Linked DNA regions of Homo sapiens: region 2 is linked to region 1. A link is a loop called in an ENCODE intact Hi-C map of the cell type or tissue named here. Cell type or tissue: natural killer cell. All regions are shown on one strand. Each heading gives the region's core, and the rest is flanking DNA. Links, peaks and the distances in the headings are about the cores only. Region 1 overlaps CRTC3 (CREB regulated transcription coactivator 3). Region 2 overlaps IQGAP1 (IQ motif containing GTPase activating protein 1).

The links. A loop is a pair of places that touch in the nucleus more often than their neighbours do. Peaks named below come from ENCODE experiments on the same cell type or tissue, not always from the same donor. Only the 100,000 strongest peaks of a DNase experiment are listed, where the experiment ranks them.
Region 2: a loop joins it to region 1, with 4 times the contacts of the local background. A loop is called at or near these places in 2 of 110 quality-filtered maps.

Annotation. Positions count from the first base shown.
Region 1 is chr15:90,564,778-90,573,114 of GRCh38, reverse strand. All of the region lies in intron 2 of CRTC3 (CREB regulated transcription coactivator 3), which reads right to left. Among named protein-coding and RNA genes, the nearest start is that of CRTC3, 39 kb to the right of the region's middle. In natural killer cell, for the core only: no CTCF peak of the experiment used is centred there; DNase peaks (open chromatin) are centred at 4,424 and 6,464; H3K27ac peaks cover 3,791 bases.
Region 2 is chr15:90,403,744-90,412,080 of GRCh38, reverse strand. All of the region lies in intron 2 of IQGAP1 (IQ motif containing GTPase activating protein 1), which reads right to left. Among named protein-coding and RNA genes, the nearest start is that of IQGAP1, 20 kb to the right of the region's middle. RefSeq lists a silencer at 3,966-4,015. In natural killer cell, for the core only: no CTCF peak of the experiment used is centred there; a DNase peak (open chromatin) is centred at 3,870; H3K4me3 peaks cover 322 bases; H3K27ac peaks cover 4,563 bases.

The sequences.
Region 1 (8,337 bases), core at 207-8,206:
TAAATTCATAGAAACAGAAAGTAGAATGGTGATTCAGGAGCTAGTGGGAGGTGGCATGGGGAGTTGTTAATAGGTACAGAGTTTCTGCTTTGCAAGATGAAAAAGTTCTGGAGATCTGTTTTACACAACAATGTGAATATACTTAACACTAATGAACTGTAAACTTAAAAATAAATCAAGATGTTAAGTTTTAAGTTATGTGTTTTTTAACCACAGTTTTTTTAAAAAATGGATATATTGGCGGGGCATGGTGGCTCACGCCTGTAATCCCAGCACTTTGGGAGGCCAAGGTGGGCAGATCACCTGAGGTCAGGAGTTTAAGACCAGCCTGGCCAACATGGTGAAACCCCGTCTCTACTAAAAATACAAAAATTAGCTGGGTATGGTGACGCACAGCTGTAATCCCAGCTACTCAGGAGGCTGAGGCAGGAGAACTGCTTGAACCCGGGAGGTGGAAGTTACAGTAAGCCAAGATTGCACTACTGCACTCCAGCCTGGGTGACAGAGTGAGACTCCATCTCAAAAAATAGAAATCAAAAAAAGGATATATCCAGTGGGGAAGAGTATATGAAAGAACAGACACTCATATGTTGGTGAGAGTAGAAATTGATATCACCTTAACAGGGAATAATACGGTAATATCTACCTTAATTTTAAATGTACAACCCTTCTTACCCAGCTATTTTACTTCTAGGAACATATCTCACAAATACCCTTATGTAAATATCCAACACGATATCATAACAAGAATGTTCCCTGCAGTTTTCCTCTGTAATAGTGAAAAACTAGACATAATCTAATTGTCTCTCAATAAGAGACTGGTTATATAAATGATGGGATAGCTACATAAATGGCTGTGCTGCTGTCATTAGAAAGAATATATATCTTTAGGTACTGACATAGAAAGATACCTAAGGTGTATCAAGTTCTGCCTTTTTTTTTTTTTTTTTTTTGAGAAAGAATCTCGCTCTGTCAGCCACGCTGGAGTACGATGGCGCAATCTTGGCTCACTGCAACCTCCGCCTCTTGGGCTCAGGCAATTCTCCTGCCTCAGCCTCCCAAGTAGCTGGGATTACAGGCACACACCACCATGCCCAGCTAATTTTTGTATTTTCAGTAGAGATGGGATTTCACCATGTTGGCCAGGCTGGTCTTGAACTCCTGACCTCAGGTAATCCACCTGCCTCGGCCTCCCAAAGTGCTGGGATTACAGGTGTGAGCCACTGCACCCAGTCAAGTTTTGCTTTTAAGATGGGAGTTATTCAGTATAGCATGATTCCATTTGTGTAGAAAGAAAATATGTATATACACACACACGCTTGCATATACTTCCCAGAAAACTGCAGAAAGGGTGCAGATGAAACACTTAGCAATAGGTACCATGGGGATTAGAACTGGGGGGAGGGTGTGAAGTAGAGAAGGGGAGACTTTTACTTTTCATGTTTCATGCTTCCATATTATTTGAGTTTCTACAACAAATTTGGAAGAATAAATAAGTGAGCAAGCAGGCAAGCAAATGAATATCCTTCCAATAGCTTTACACCGCCTTAGGACAAAATCCAAATTCCTTAATAAGAAAGCAAAGTCCTTTGTGATCTGGTTCCTACTTCAAGCTCCAGCCTCATCTCTCACCACTCCCTTCTCATGCTCAATCTATGCTCCAGTGTCACCAAACTTTCAGTTCCTCCAAGCTTTGCCAAATGCAGCTTCTTTTGCTTAGAACACTCCTCACTCCAATCTTCAGTTATATAGCCCTCAGGTCCCAGCTTAGTCACCTCTTCCTCCAGGAAGCCTTTCCTGGGACCTCCTCCCAACCCGTTTGGGTTAGGCACCACTCGGACACAATCCAGCCACTCTCTGAACTCCTCTATTGTGGGTTTGTCACATGGTGTCACAATGACTTGTAAAATCATCTGCCTCTCCCACTGGACTGAAGTTCCGCCAAGCAGTGACTGTGCCTGTCTGGGTCATTGTATCTCCAGCATCAAGCATTGTGTCTGACACGCAGTGTCCAATAAATATTTGTTAAATTGGACTTTTATTATTAAAAAAATATAACCACATTATGGACAATTTAGGAACGTAGAAAAGGGGAGGATTATAATTCTACCTTCCAAATACAACCACTATTTTCATCCAATGTTTTTGTTCCTCGTGTAGTTTTTTTCATAGCTGTATTCCCCCAAGCTGTGCCCTTCAGACACAGTCGTTTTGGTCAGGGAACATTTTGCTGCACTCTGCTGAAGCACGAGCCTTTTGTAAGCCAAAGTAAAGATCACTGTTTTTATCATCAAGTAATGTGTGTAACAGACCACAGACACCCCAGATCCTCTCTCATCACAAACCATCTCTCATTTCTGGGGACTTTGGCTTTGTATTTCATTAATTACTGGCTTGAACTCTTATGAGGATGCATTACTGTTATCCGGACCTCAGGTAATTCACCTGCCTCAGCCTCCCAAAGTGCTGGGATTACAGGTGTGAGCCATGGTTTTTAAAGAACCATGATTTGTTTACAGCCGGCTGGGTTAGCATCTAAAGAATTACTATTCTTTCCCCAAAAAAATCATTATAAAGGAGTGTTATATAACATATGTATTACTGAAGAAATTGTCAGGGATTTCACTGAGGATGTCCCTAACAGTGGTGGAGTCAAGAGTAAGGGCTCATACTGATGCCCACATAACCGACTTTTCTAATGAGGGTCTATAAAGAGAAACTCAAGAATTTGAGAGAAGAAACCCACATGAGATACAAGTGACTTCTTAGACCATCTCCGAGCCCTGCCTCATCCCTCATTGTCCCTCCATCCCTCACACCCACCTGAAATCAGAGGCTGGCAACTGGCAATGAGACTAAGGCACAGAAGTAGAGTCTCTGTTTTGCTCATTACTTGACAATTTTTTAAGCCACATTTTTAAAAAAGTAGTGTCAGAAGCTTTTGGCAATGTCAAAAAGACACTAAAGACAAACAAGTTATGTCCTAGCAACTGTGTGAAAACTTCATATACTCCTATAACCATCAGTCCATATAATTGTATTCCTTTTTAAGTATTTTGTTCAACATAGTAATATATTTTTTCATGTAGCTGAAGTCTTTACATTCATAATTTCAAACTGCACTGAGCTGATAGATCATATTTTACTGAAATCAATTACTCACTATAATAAATAATATTACAACATTATCAGGCTACAGGTTTTCTTTTCAGATATTAAATTACTTTCTTAGGATAGTGTCCCCAAAGTAGAATCTGTCAAATAATATTACTATCTTAACATCCTTTATATATATTCCAAAACTGTTTTTGAAAAGATGTCAGCCTAGGCAATATAGTGAGACTCTGTCTCTACAAAAAATAAAAAATTAGCCAGGCATGGCGGGGTGAACCTACAATCCCAGCTACTTCAGAAGCTAAGATGGGAGGATTGCTTGAATCTTGAAATTTGAGGTTGCAGTGAGCTATGATCACACCTATGCACTCCAGCCTGGGTGACAGAGCAAGATCCTGTTTCTAAAACAAAAAGCAAAAAAGACGTATACCAATTTACAACAGGTATATGTCTCAGGAGTTTGAGACCAGCCTGGCCAACATGGTGAAACCCCATCTCTACTAAAAATACAAAATTAGCCAGGTGTGGTGGCGCATGCCTGTGATCTCAGCTACTTGGGAGGCTGTGGCAGGAGAATCGTTTGAACCAGGGAGGCAGAGGCTGCAGGGAGTCAAGATCACACCACTGCACTTCGGCCTGGGCAACAAGAGCAAAATTCCATCTCAAGAAAAAAAAAAAAAAAAAGGTTTTGTTTACAGGCCATGTATGGTGGCTCATGCCTATAATCCTAGCACTTTGGGAGGCCAAGGCAGGAAGACGGCTTAAAGCCAGGAGTTTGAGACCAGCCTGGGCCAAAAAGAAAAACTCTATCTCTACAAAAAAATTTTTCAAATGAAAATTATTAGCTGGGCATGGTGGCATATGCCTGTAGTTCCAGCTACTCAGGAGGCTGGAATGGGAAGACTGCTTGAGCCCAGGAGTTCAAGGCTACAGTGAGCTATGATTGCACCACTGCACTCTCGCCTGGGTGACCGGGAGAAACTCTGTCTCTTTAAAAAAAAAAAAAAAGTTTCGTTATACTTGTTTACACCATACTGTAGTCTATTAAGTGTGCAATAGCATTATGCATGAAAAATATATACACTTTAATTTAAAAATACTTTATTGCTAAAAAATGCTAAGGATCATTTGAGCCTTCAGTGAGTTGTAATCTTTTTCCTAGTAGAGGGTCTTGCCTCGATGTTGAAGGCCACTGATTGATCAGTGGTGGTTGCTGAACGTTGGGGTGGCTGTGGAAATTTCTTAAAATATGACAACAACGAAGTTGGCTGTATCAACTTCCTTTCACAAAAGATTTCTCTGTACCATGTGATGCTGCTGGGTAACACTTTTACCCACAATAGAACTTGTTTCAAAATTGGAGTCAATAGGTCTGTAATCCCAGCACTTTAAGAGGCCAAGGCAGGTGGAACACTTAAGGCCAGGAGTTCAAGACCAGCCTGGCCAATATGATGAAACCCCATCTCTACTAAAAATACAAAAATTAGCCAGGCATGGTAGCATGTGCCTGTAATCCTAGCTACTCGGGAGGCTGAGGCAGGAGAATCGCTTGAACCCATGAGGCAGAGGTTGCAGTAGGCTGAGATTGCACCACTGCACTCCAGCATGGGTGACAGAGCGAGACTATTTAAAAAAAAAAAATTGGAGTCAATCCTCTCGAACTCTACTTCTGATTTAATAAACTTATGTGGTATTTTAAAATCCTTTGTCATTTTAACAATGGTCACAACATCTTCACCAGGAGTAGATTCCATCTCTAGAAACCACTTTCTTTGCTCATCCACAAGAAGCAATTCCTCATCCATTCAAGTTTTATGAGATTGCAGCAATTCAGTCACATCTTCAGGCTCCACTTCTAATTCTAGATCTCTGGCTATTTCAATCACATCTGCAGTTACTTCTTCCACTGAAGTCTTGAACCCCTCAAAGTCATCCAATAGGGTTAGAAGCAACTTCATCTAAACTCTTGCTCATGTTGATAAGGTTGTGACCTCTTCCTATGAACCATGAATGTTCTTAATGGCATCTAAAAGAGTGAACCCTTTCCAGAAGGTTTTCAGTATGCTTTGTGCCATGATCCATCAGCGGAATCACTATCTATGACAGCTATATATAGCCTTATGAAATGTATTTCTTAAATAATAAGACTTGAAAGTTGAAATTACTTCTTGATCCATGGGCTGCAGAACAGATGTTGTGTTAGAAGGCATAAAAACACTAATCTTCTACATTTCCATCAGAGCTCCTGGATGATTAGGTGCACTGTCAACGAGGAGTGATATTTTATTTATTTATTTATTTATTTATTTTTTGAGACGGAGTTTCACTCTTGTTGCCCTGGCTGGAGTACAATGGCACAATTTTGGCTCACTGCAACCTCTGCCTCCCGGGTTCAAGCAATTCTCCTGCCTCAGCTTCCCGAGTAGCTGGGATTACAGGCATGCGCCACCATGCCCGGCTAATTTTTTCTATTTTTAGTGGAGACAGGGTTTCACCATGTTGGCCAGGCTGTTCTTGAACTGCTGACCTCAGGTGATCCACCTGCCTCGGCCTCCCAAAGTGCTGGGATTATAGATGTGAGCCACCAAGCCCAGCCAGGAGTAATATTTTAGTTGTTTGTTTTTTATCAACCAAGAAAAAGCACTGAATTGAGCAGCAATATTTTGAAAGGAATCTTTTTTTTCTGAGCAGTAGGTCTCAACAGTGGGCTTAAAATGTACAGTAAACCATGCTGCAAACACATGTACCGTCATCCTGGCTTTGTTATTCCACTCATACTGCACAGGCAGGGTATATTTAACATAATTCTTAAGGGCCCTAGGATTTTAGGAATGGTAATAAGCGTTGATTTTGAAACCACTTCAAGTCACCAGCTGCATTAGTCTCTAACAACAGAATCGAAGTGTCCTTTGGAGCTTTGAAGCCAGGAATTAAAGTCCTAGATGGCATCTGCTTCCAAAAGAGACTGTTTCATCTATGTTGAAAATGCAGGCTGGGCACGGTGGCTCACACCTGCAATCCCAGCACTTCAGGAGGCCAAGAAGGGTGAGTTACCTGAGGTCAGGAGTTCGAGACCAGCCTGACCAACATAGTGAAACCCTGTCTCTGCTAAAAATACAAAAATTAGCCAGGTGTGGTGGCGGGCACCTATAATCCCAGCTACTCGGGAGGCTGAAGCAAGAGAATTGCTTGAACTTGGGAGGTGGATGTTGCAGTGAGCTGAGATTGTGTCATTGCACTCCAGCCTGGGCGACAGAGCAAGACTCTGTCTCAAAAAAAAAAAAAAAAGAAAGGAGGAAAGAAAATCTGTGGCTGAGTGCAGCCACATTCAGCAATGACCTCAGCCAGATCTTCTGGATAACTTGCTGCAGCTTCTATAGCAGCAATTCTTGCTTCATCCTGTACTTTTATGTTATGGAGTTGGCTTCTTCTTCCTCTTTTTTTTTTTTAATAGACAGAGTCTTGGTCTGTCACCCAGGCTGGAGCGCAGTGGCATGATCTCGGCTCACTGCAACCTCCGCCTCCTGGGTTCAAGCAATTCTCCTGCCTCAGCCTTCCAAGTAGCTACGACTACAGGCACACGCCACCATGCCCGGCTAATTTTTGTATTTTTAGTAGAGACGGGGTTTCACAATATTGGCCAGGATGGTCTCAAACTCCTGACCTCAAGCGATCCACCCACCTCAGCCTCCCAAAATGCTGGGATTACAGGCATGAGAAACTGCGCCTGGGTGAGATGGCTTCTTTCCTTAAACCTCATGAACCAACCTCTGCTAGCTTCAAACTTTTCTTTTGTAGCTTCCTCAGCTCTCTCAGTCTTCATAGAACAGAAGAGAGTTAGGCTTTGCTCTAGATTAGCCTTTGGCTTAAGGGAATGTGGTGGCTAGTTTGATCTATCCAGACCACTTAAACTTTCTCCTTATGAGCAAATAAGGCTGTTTCACTTTCTTATCATTTGTGTGTTCATCAGAATAGCACTTAATTTCCTTCAAGAATTTGTCCTACCTTGGCTTTCAACATGCTTTCCTCACTAACCTCAATCATTTGCAGCTTTTTATTTAAAGTGAAAGACATGCAACTCTTTCTTTCACTTGAACACTTAGAGGCCTAATTTCAATATTGTTATCTCAGGGAAGAGGGAGGCCCAAGGAGGGGGAGAGACACAGGAATGGCTGATCAATGGAGCAGTCAGAAGACACACAACATTTCTCTTGATTAAGTTCACCAACTTATGTGGGTGATGTTCACGGGACCCCAAAACAATTACAACAGTAATACCAAAGATCACCGATTACAGATCACCATAACAGATATAATAATGAAAAAGTTTGAAATGTTGCAAGATTTACTGAAATGCAACAGAGACATGAAGTGAGCCACATGCCATTGAAAAATGGCACCAATAGACTTGCTCCATGCAGGTTTGCCACAAACCTTCAACTTGTAAAAAGCACAGTATCTGTAAAGCAGAAAAAGCAAACCACAATAAAACAAGGTGTGCCTGTATACAAGAGCACATTGCATTACCCACTCACCAACACTGAATATCACTCAAAAATTTGTCCTAATTTAATGGGTAAAAAGGCTAAGTTATGACTTTGATAATTAGCCTTTATTGGCATTTATATGCTCTAGGTACAGTGTTAGATGCTTCGTATACATTATCTCGTTTAATCCTCACGACACTGTGAAGTGCTACTATTATTATCCCCACCTTACAGATTAAGAAACCGAGACTTAGAAAGCTTACATTGGCCAGGCACGGTGGCTCACACCTGTAATCCCAGTACTTTGGGAGGCTGAGGTGGGTGGATCACATGAGGTCGGGAGTTCAAGACCAGCCTGACCAACATGGAGAAACCCCGTCTCTACTAAAAACTAAAAATACAAAATTAGCCAGCGTGGTCACGCATGTCTGTAATCCCACCTACTCGGGAGGCTGTGGCAGGAGAATCGCTTGAACCCGGGAGGCAGAGGTTGCGGTGAGCCAAGATCGCATCATTGCACTCCAGCCTGGGCAAAAAGAGCGAAACTCCATGAAAGGAAGGAAGGAAGGAAGGAAGGAAGGAAGGAAGGAAGGAAGGAAGGAAGGAAGGTTGGTTAAATTGTTGAACACAAGGCTTGTAATGGGTAGAGACAGGCTTTGAACCCAAGCTGCCTTACTCTTGAGTCCATACTCTATCCATTCCTGCCTATGGTATCTTATTGTTTTAATCTATGTGT
Region 2 (8,337 bases), core at 331-8,330, 160 kb after region 1:
ATTACATGTCTAATTGTTTTATTTTAATAGAGTCCCTGGTCTTATTGGAGAAATGGAAACTAGATCATAGTGATGGGTTGCACAACTCAGCAAATTTACTAAATATTATTGAATTGTACATTAAAAAAACAGGTGGATTTTGTGGGATGTGTATTAAACTCCAATAAAGTTTTTCGTTTGTTTAAGTCTCGGCTAATAGATTACTTACTCCTTGATCAAGTCTTCAGATCCAGAGTCTGGTGAAACATTACCATGGTCAGCTGTCTATCTATCCATCCATCCCTAGTTTACCACTTACCATGGAGCATGAAAGACCTTTTAATCTTAAATGAAATGAAATGAAATTCCAAAACTGAGTTAAATCTAGATGATAGCTAAGTCTCAGAAGCTACAGCTTAATCATTACTAACCTGTGAGCAGCTCTACAGCCTAATCATTACTAACCTGTGAGCAGCTCTTGAGAAGAAAACAACAGGTAAGAGTCCTCTACAAAGTAGAAGACAGGCACCTATTTCTCTGTAAAAGCAATCCTCTGCTAGAGCCATATATGTCAAAAATTTAATTTTCACACCTATTATTTAGTAAGAAAATAAGGGAGTGGGGGTTAACTATGATATACATTAAGAACACAGTACTGCCAGGTGAGGTGGCTCACGCCTATAATCCCAGCACTTTGGGAGGCTGAGACAAGGAGGATCATCTGAGCCTGGGGGTGTTGTGGCTGCAGTGAGCCCAGATCACACCACTGCATTCCAGCCTGGGTAACAGAGTGAGACCCTGTCTCCAAAAAAAAAGAAAAGAAAAGAAAAGAAAGAAAGAAAGAACGTAGTACTTGCCTTCTAAGGCTAACAGTGCATTAGGAAAGAGAAAAGTTATAATAAAGATACATGAGAGAGGAACATCTAACTTAGACCTGGGGTAAGGATGGATGGCCAAGTGAGTTTCCCAGAGGAATGCTAACTGATTTTCTTAGATAGGCAATATATTTTTTACACAGGTCAATACTTCAATACACAGTTCGAAATTCAAAAAGCATAAAAAAGATACCCAATTAAAAGGAAGAAAACTCCATGAATTGAACAGGAAAGAGTGACATATGCTGCAGAGATTAAGTACTAGAAAAATTTCCATGGGACATAGCAATTAGGCCATTGGTGATATGAGCAAGAGAAATTTCTTTTTCTTTTTCTTTTTTTTGAGGGGATCTTGGGAATGTTTTTTCTTTTTTTTTTTTTTTATTATACTTTAAGTTCTAGGGTACATGTGCACAACATGCAGGTTTGTTACATATGTATACACGTGCCATGTTGGTGTGCTGCACCCATTAACTCATCATTTAGCATTAGGTATATCTCCTAATGCTGTCCCTCCCCCCTCTCCCCTCCCCCTACCCCACAACAGGCCCCAGTGTGTGATGTTCCCCACCCTGTGTCCATGTGTTTTCATTGTTCAATTCCCACCTATGAGTGAGAACATGCGGTGTTTGGTTTTCTGTCCTTGTGATAGTTTGCTGAGAATGATAGTTTCCAGCTTCATCCATGTCCCTACAAAGGACATGAACTCATCCTTTTTTATGGCTTCATAGTATTCCATGGTGTATATGTGCCACATTTTCTTAATCCAGTCTATCACTGATGGACATTTGGGTTGGTTCCAAGTGTTTGCTATCATGAATAGTGCCGCAGTAAACATACGTGCGCATGTGTCTTTATAGCAGCATGATTTATAATCCTTTGGGTACATACCCAGTAATGGGATGGCTGGGTCAAATGGTATTTCTAGTTCTAGATCCTTGAGGAATTGCCACACTGTCTTCCACAATGGTTGAACTAGGAAATACCATTCAGGACATAGGCATGGGCAAGGACTTCATGTCTAAAACACCAAAAGCAACGGCAACAAAAGCCAAAATTGAGAAATGGGATCTAATTAAACTAGAGCTTCTGCACAGCAAAAGAAACTACCATCACAGTGAACAGGCAACCTACAGAATGGGAGAAAATTTTTGCAATCTGCTCATCTGACAAAGGGCTAATATCCAGAACCTACAAAGAACTCAAATAAATTTACAAGAAAAAAACAAACAACCCTATCAAAAAGTGGGCAAAGGATATGAACAGACACTTCTCAAAAGAAGACATTTATGCAGCCAACAGACACATGAAAAAATGCTCATCATCACTGGTCATCAGAGAAATGCAAATCAAAACCACAATGAGATGCCATCTCACACCAGTTAGAATGTCGCTCATTAAAAAGTCAGGAAACAACAGGTGCTGGAGAGGATGTGGAGAAATAGGAACACTTTTACACTGTTGGTGGAACTAAGCAAGAGAAATTTCAATGGGGAAAAGGAAGGCACAGGAATTACATCCAAATGAGTTAAGTTAAGGAAGTGAATATAGGGGCAGGGCACAGTGGCTCACACTTGCAATCCCAGCATTTTGGGAAGCCAAGGTGAGTAGAACACTTGAGTTCGTAAGTTCGAGGCCAGGCTGGGCAACCCAGTGAAACCCGTTTCTACAAAAAAATGTAAAAATTAAGGCCTGGCGCAGTGGCTCACGTCTGTAATCCCAGCACTTTGGGAGGCCAAGGCGGGTGGATCATTTGAGGTCAGGAGTTCGAGACCAGCCTGGCCAACATGGTAAGACCCCATCTCTACTAAAAATACAAAAATTAGCTGGCTGTTGTGGCGGGCACCCATAATCTCAGCTACTCAGGAGGCTGAGGCAGGAGAATCGCTTGAAGCCGGGAGGTGGAGGTTGCAATGAACCGAGATCGTGCCACTGCACTCCAGCCTGAGTGATAGAGCCAGACCTTATCTAAAAAAAAAAAAAAAAAAAAAGTGAATATAGGAAATTTTCCTTGAAAGAACAAAGAGGGGAAAACAATCAGGGTATCTAGGAGTAAGGAAGTGTATCTTGAATGGGTGAGGATGTTCATGTGCTAAAGAGAAAGAAGCAGCAGGAAAAAAAGTGCAAGTTATAGTTGGGAAAATAATATTGGAATAAGAACCCTAGAAGACAAGAAGGGATAGGATCTAGATCACACATAGAAGGTTAAGTGTTAGGAGAAAAATACGTTTTTCCCACTGCTACAGGGAAAGAGGTCAAGATGGCATGTTAAGCCAGCATGGTGGCATGCATCTGCAGTCCCAGCTACTCACAAGGCTGAGGTCTGGGGATGGCTGGAGCCCAAGAGTTCCCGGCTGCCATGAGCTATGATTGCACCCCTGCACTCCAACCTGGGCAAGAGAGCAAGACCCTTTCTCTAAAAATTAATTAATTAATTTTTTAAGTGATAGCATGTTAAATGAGATGGGGTAAATTTGTTAGGGCCAAAATGTGAAGAAGTTTTGAGAGAAAATAGATGTCATCAAGCCACGATGCAGGAAGGTAGAGACAGGGATGCCCACAAAGAATACAAGGTTTAGTATAACTTTTAGGTGATCAGCCCCACCCATCCCTGCCAATTCAAATGTTACCTTCAAAAGTCACCTCTCCTCCACGAACCTTTTCATGACCTACCATCAGAAATAATCTCTTCTCGTTCCAAACTTCCTCTAAACTTTCTTATGGCACTTTATATCTCTTTATCGCCTAATAGTTATTTATGTACATAAGGGTAGAATCCTTTTCTAATTTATCTTTGAATAAATTAGAAAGACTCTACTGAAAGACACACACTGCTCTTTCTCTCTTGCTTAGGGACCGTATTACTCCTGGTCTCAATTATAACCAAATAATAAAAGAAAAACAAAAACCAAAACAGAAAATTACCCCAAGCTCTTATCACCATAACACTGAAATTCTTTTTCCTACCACAACCCCCACATACCACACAACTCTGTACTCATTCAACTTAACAATATCCCCAAGCACCTACTTTGTAAAAAGCACTGTGGTGAGAGGTGCCATTGGGTACCAGGAAGTGGAAAGAGCTTCAACTCTAAAGGAGCACAGAGAACAAGACAAGTATACATAGTGTTATGCTTTCCCTTGAAAGGGAAACGCCTGACCATACAATGTCAGCTTATCCTGAAAAACCCAGCCATAAAATAATCTTTCCCTGTCTAAACTCTCACACATTAACTATTTGCATCATTTCCTCAGCAATTACATATTGCCTTGTGACACTGAGACCTCTCATTCTCTGATGTTGGGTAACTTTTCAAATGTTTATGCCCTGTCTTCAATTAATCCGTAAGCTCCTAAGGGCAGGACTGTTTTATACTTTCGCATCTTCTTCAGTTCTCCCAGAGTGTCCTGAACAATGGAGGAGCTAAAAACGTGTTTTACTTGCTTTAAAGTAATTATTTTATTGGAGGAATTTTCCCAACTTCTTAGCCATGTTAGAAAAAATGAGCAATGGAATAGTATCAAGTCATTCAAAATAAAAATAGTTTTTAATAACACAGGAAATGAAATAAAAATTGTTTTTAAATAACGAGAAAATACTTAGGTTAGAACATAACAATCTTCCATTAAACTGTTACACAGTCTAAACCTGAAAATCTGCAACACGGGTTTTCCCAAAGCAGCTCAGACACCGTTTGGAAATTTCTTATTGTTATATAAGAAACTATCCTCCTATTAAGCAGATTTCCATTGTCTAGTTCTGTTCCCCTGGCACCACATCTGACAAAATGAACTCCCCTCCCATCTCTCAGGAATTTTTTAGTAAAGTAGGTAAAATGTTAATATAACAGTTGACTGAATTCCTAAACTAGATGAAAGGTTGAGCTTCTGAGATTCTGATTTTATATTTCTTCTAAATCTTGTTTCCATTTTATATAGCCTCAGTATTCCCAATTATTCTTCATAGATCATAATTGGTAGACCCTTTATCATCCTGGTCATACTCATCGAACACGCTCTCATCCCAGAGCAACAACTAAGTCTCAACTAATGGACAACCAACACCCACTGATTGGGAGTGGTTCCTCAGCTTCTACGTTGAAAAGGATTCTGATCTATCAGCAGTGCTTGCTGTGGGTGTAAAATAACCTACCACAAATCTAACATCCTTGCTCTAGACTACGAGATCCATCTTAAAGTATGGCCTCCAGAACTAAACACCAATTTCAGGAAGCCTCTGATTAGTCCAGAGGACAGTGGAACCATCTTTTCCTTGGCTGCATATACCATATATCTACTAATGAGTTAATGAACTTCTCAGGTTTCTTTCATTTTGTTTTCGTTTCCCACCAACGTTATTCCCACTAACGCTACTTCTCTCCCTTATCCTATACACTTTTTGAACTCCAATGTAGGACATCACACTTATTACTATTGAATTTCATTATTAGATTCACGGTACATTGAAAGCAAAATGTGCCTTACAATATATTAACTATCTCTCTAGAAACAAGTAAAATCCTAACTTCACTGACACATCACTGACGCCCTAGTAAGTCCCAATAAAAATGTTTACAAATAACATGCCCTAAAAGTGCTTTCTCTGAACTAAAAATCTGCAGCTCTTTTTGCTGAGATACGATTCGTAACGTAAACTCATTTAAAATATACAATTCAGTTGCTTTTAGAATATTCACAATGTTGTACAACCGTCATCACTATCTAATTCCAGAACACTTTCATCAACCAAAAACAAACCCCGGCCGGGCACGGTGGCTCACGCCTCTAATCCCAGCACTGGGAGGCTGAGGCGGGTGGATCACCAGGTCAGGAGATCAAGACTATCCTGGTTAACACGGTGAAACCCCGTCTCTACTAAAAATACAAAAAATTGCCAGGCGTGTGTTTTTCTCTGATTCACCAATCTGGTGACCCTGTCCAAAAGGAAATGATGTTAATGTGACAGGGCTTTTTTTAGGGAGCCCATGTTGGCTCCCAAGCATCACTTTTCTCGCTAAGTGTTCATAAGTTATGCATCTGACAATGTGCTCTGGAATTTTTCTGGTCCAATGTTTGGCCAGAAACTAGTTTACTAGACCAGAATTTGTCATATTTATCTTTTCCTTTTTAATAATTAGTACATTTGCACCCCTCATTTTTAAAAACCACACTCCCGTCCTTTGCAATGCCTTAAAGATCACTGAGCAATTATACCTATCCAATTAGTACAATTATGGCTTTAATTTAAGCTCTATAAGCCAAGAACAGGATAACTCAACGGAGAATGTAAACTAACTATCATAAAACACAAAATAGCTGAGAAGTGACCATGAACATCTCCCAAATTCTTATTTGAAATAGTCTCTGAAGAAAGTCTTAGAGTCCAAAAATAAAAAATAAAGTAAAAGAAAGAAAAAATAGTCCCTCAAATCCGTAACTGATAGAAAAAAAAGTGTTCGCAAACCAGAAAAAAAAAAAAAACCTGGAACACTATTGATAAAGTAGGTTTGAGGAATATTGCATACACTATCCTTTGCCTTGGAGACTCAGAATTTACAAGTCTATGACAAAGATTCCAAATAATTTGCCACTTGAATAATATTTGGCTTGGTTTAACTCAGTATTTCTGAAGCTTATTTCACCACTAAACCCTTTCTTTAATGTCACAGCACAATATACCTCAAAAAATACTGATCTAGAAAGTCAGCCACACAGTTTTTCAAACTCCAAATTTGCACTCTCCTTTACACAAAGAATAAATTATGTTAGTTTGGCAAGTCTAGTAATCTCTTCACAGTCTTTATGTCAAAGCTGTTAATTCAAAACCTGTTTTCTCAACGCCAACTTTACTACACGATATTAATCTGTTTAGCATTACAATATAACTTGCTTGAAAGCACTCTGGAAAATCCTAACCAAATTCCCTAAAATGATAGTTAAGCCATATGTTTCAAAAAGCTCAACAGTTGAAGCTGCCTTGTTCTGAAAAAAATTAAGATATCAGTTCATAAACTAGAGCACAAGACACCCTCCAGAGCACATTTCCTAAGACACTGCTAAGACTCAAAATGTAAAATACGATTCAAAAGTCAAAAAAGCAGGATCTATCTTACTCCTCACACCAAAATAAATTCCAAATGGATCAAAGAGTTAAATATTAAAACACTTTACATCCTAAACATACTAGAGGAAAACATGGGAGAATGTTTTTATATAATCTCAGTATAGATAAGACTCTTTAAAAATCATGCAAAAAATTCAAAAACTAAAAGTAAAATATTAGTAAGTTCAAATATGTTTTAAAACTTTATTTGAAATACAAAGTCAAAATTTAAAGGACAATGGCCAGGTGAGGTGGCTCTTGGCTGTAATCCCAGCACTTTGGGAGGTCGAGGCAGGTGGATCACCCGAGATCAGGAGTTCAAGACCAGCCTGGCCAACATGGCAAAACCCTGTCTCTACTAAAAAAATACAAAAATTAGCTGAGTGTGGTGATACGCGCCTGTAATCCCAGTTCCTCGGGAGGATGAGGCACAAGAATCGCTTGAACCTGGCCAAGATCGGGCCACTGCACGCCAGGCTGGGCAACAGAATGAGACTTTCTCAAAAAAAAAAAATTAAAGGACAAAGTGGAATGAATATTTATAACACCCACGGTGTACAACGAGCCAATTTCCTCAATATATAAAGAGCTCTTACCACAATGAATAAGAAAAAGATGAATAATCCAATAGAAAAATGAGCAAAGGATTCTACCGAAAAAGTTCACAGAAAAGAACATACAAATGGCTTTTAAACACATGTAAAGATGCTCATCTTCACTCATAATTAGATAATCCAAAATAGCTACAATGAAATACCATTTTCACCTATGAAACTGGCAAATGTAAAAAATCTGTAATACTCTGGGTTGGTAAAATTAAAGCGGAAACAGCCTTCTTATATGTACATTATTGACAGGCAGATGTGCAAACTGGTACAACCTCTTACGAGAGCAAATTGGCAATATTTTTGAGAACTAAATATGCATATTCCCTTTGACCCAGAAATTACACTTTTAGAAATTTATCCTGCAAGAATACTCATACATGCACAATGGCATACCTACAAAGTGACTTTTTATAACAGCAAAAGCTGAGGAGAAAATGTCCGTTGACAGGTTAACTTCAAAACCGAAAACTAAAACTGTGAAGGAAAAAAAGAGGCACTTCATTCCACATTCACTCATATGGAATGAATTTTAAGATGCAAAGCAAAACGGTGGCTCATGTCTGTAAGCCCAACACTTAGGGAGGCCAAGGCGGGCAGATAACCTAAGGTCAGGAGTTCAAGACCAGCCTGGCCAACATGGTGAAACCCTGTCTCTACTAAAAATACAAAAATTAGCCAGGCCTGATGGCGGATTGCCTGTAGTCCCATCTACTTGGGAGGCTGAGGCGGGACAATCGCTTGAACCCTGGAGGTGGAGGTTGTAATGAGC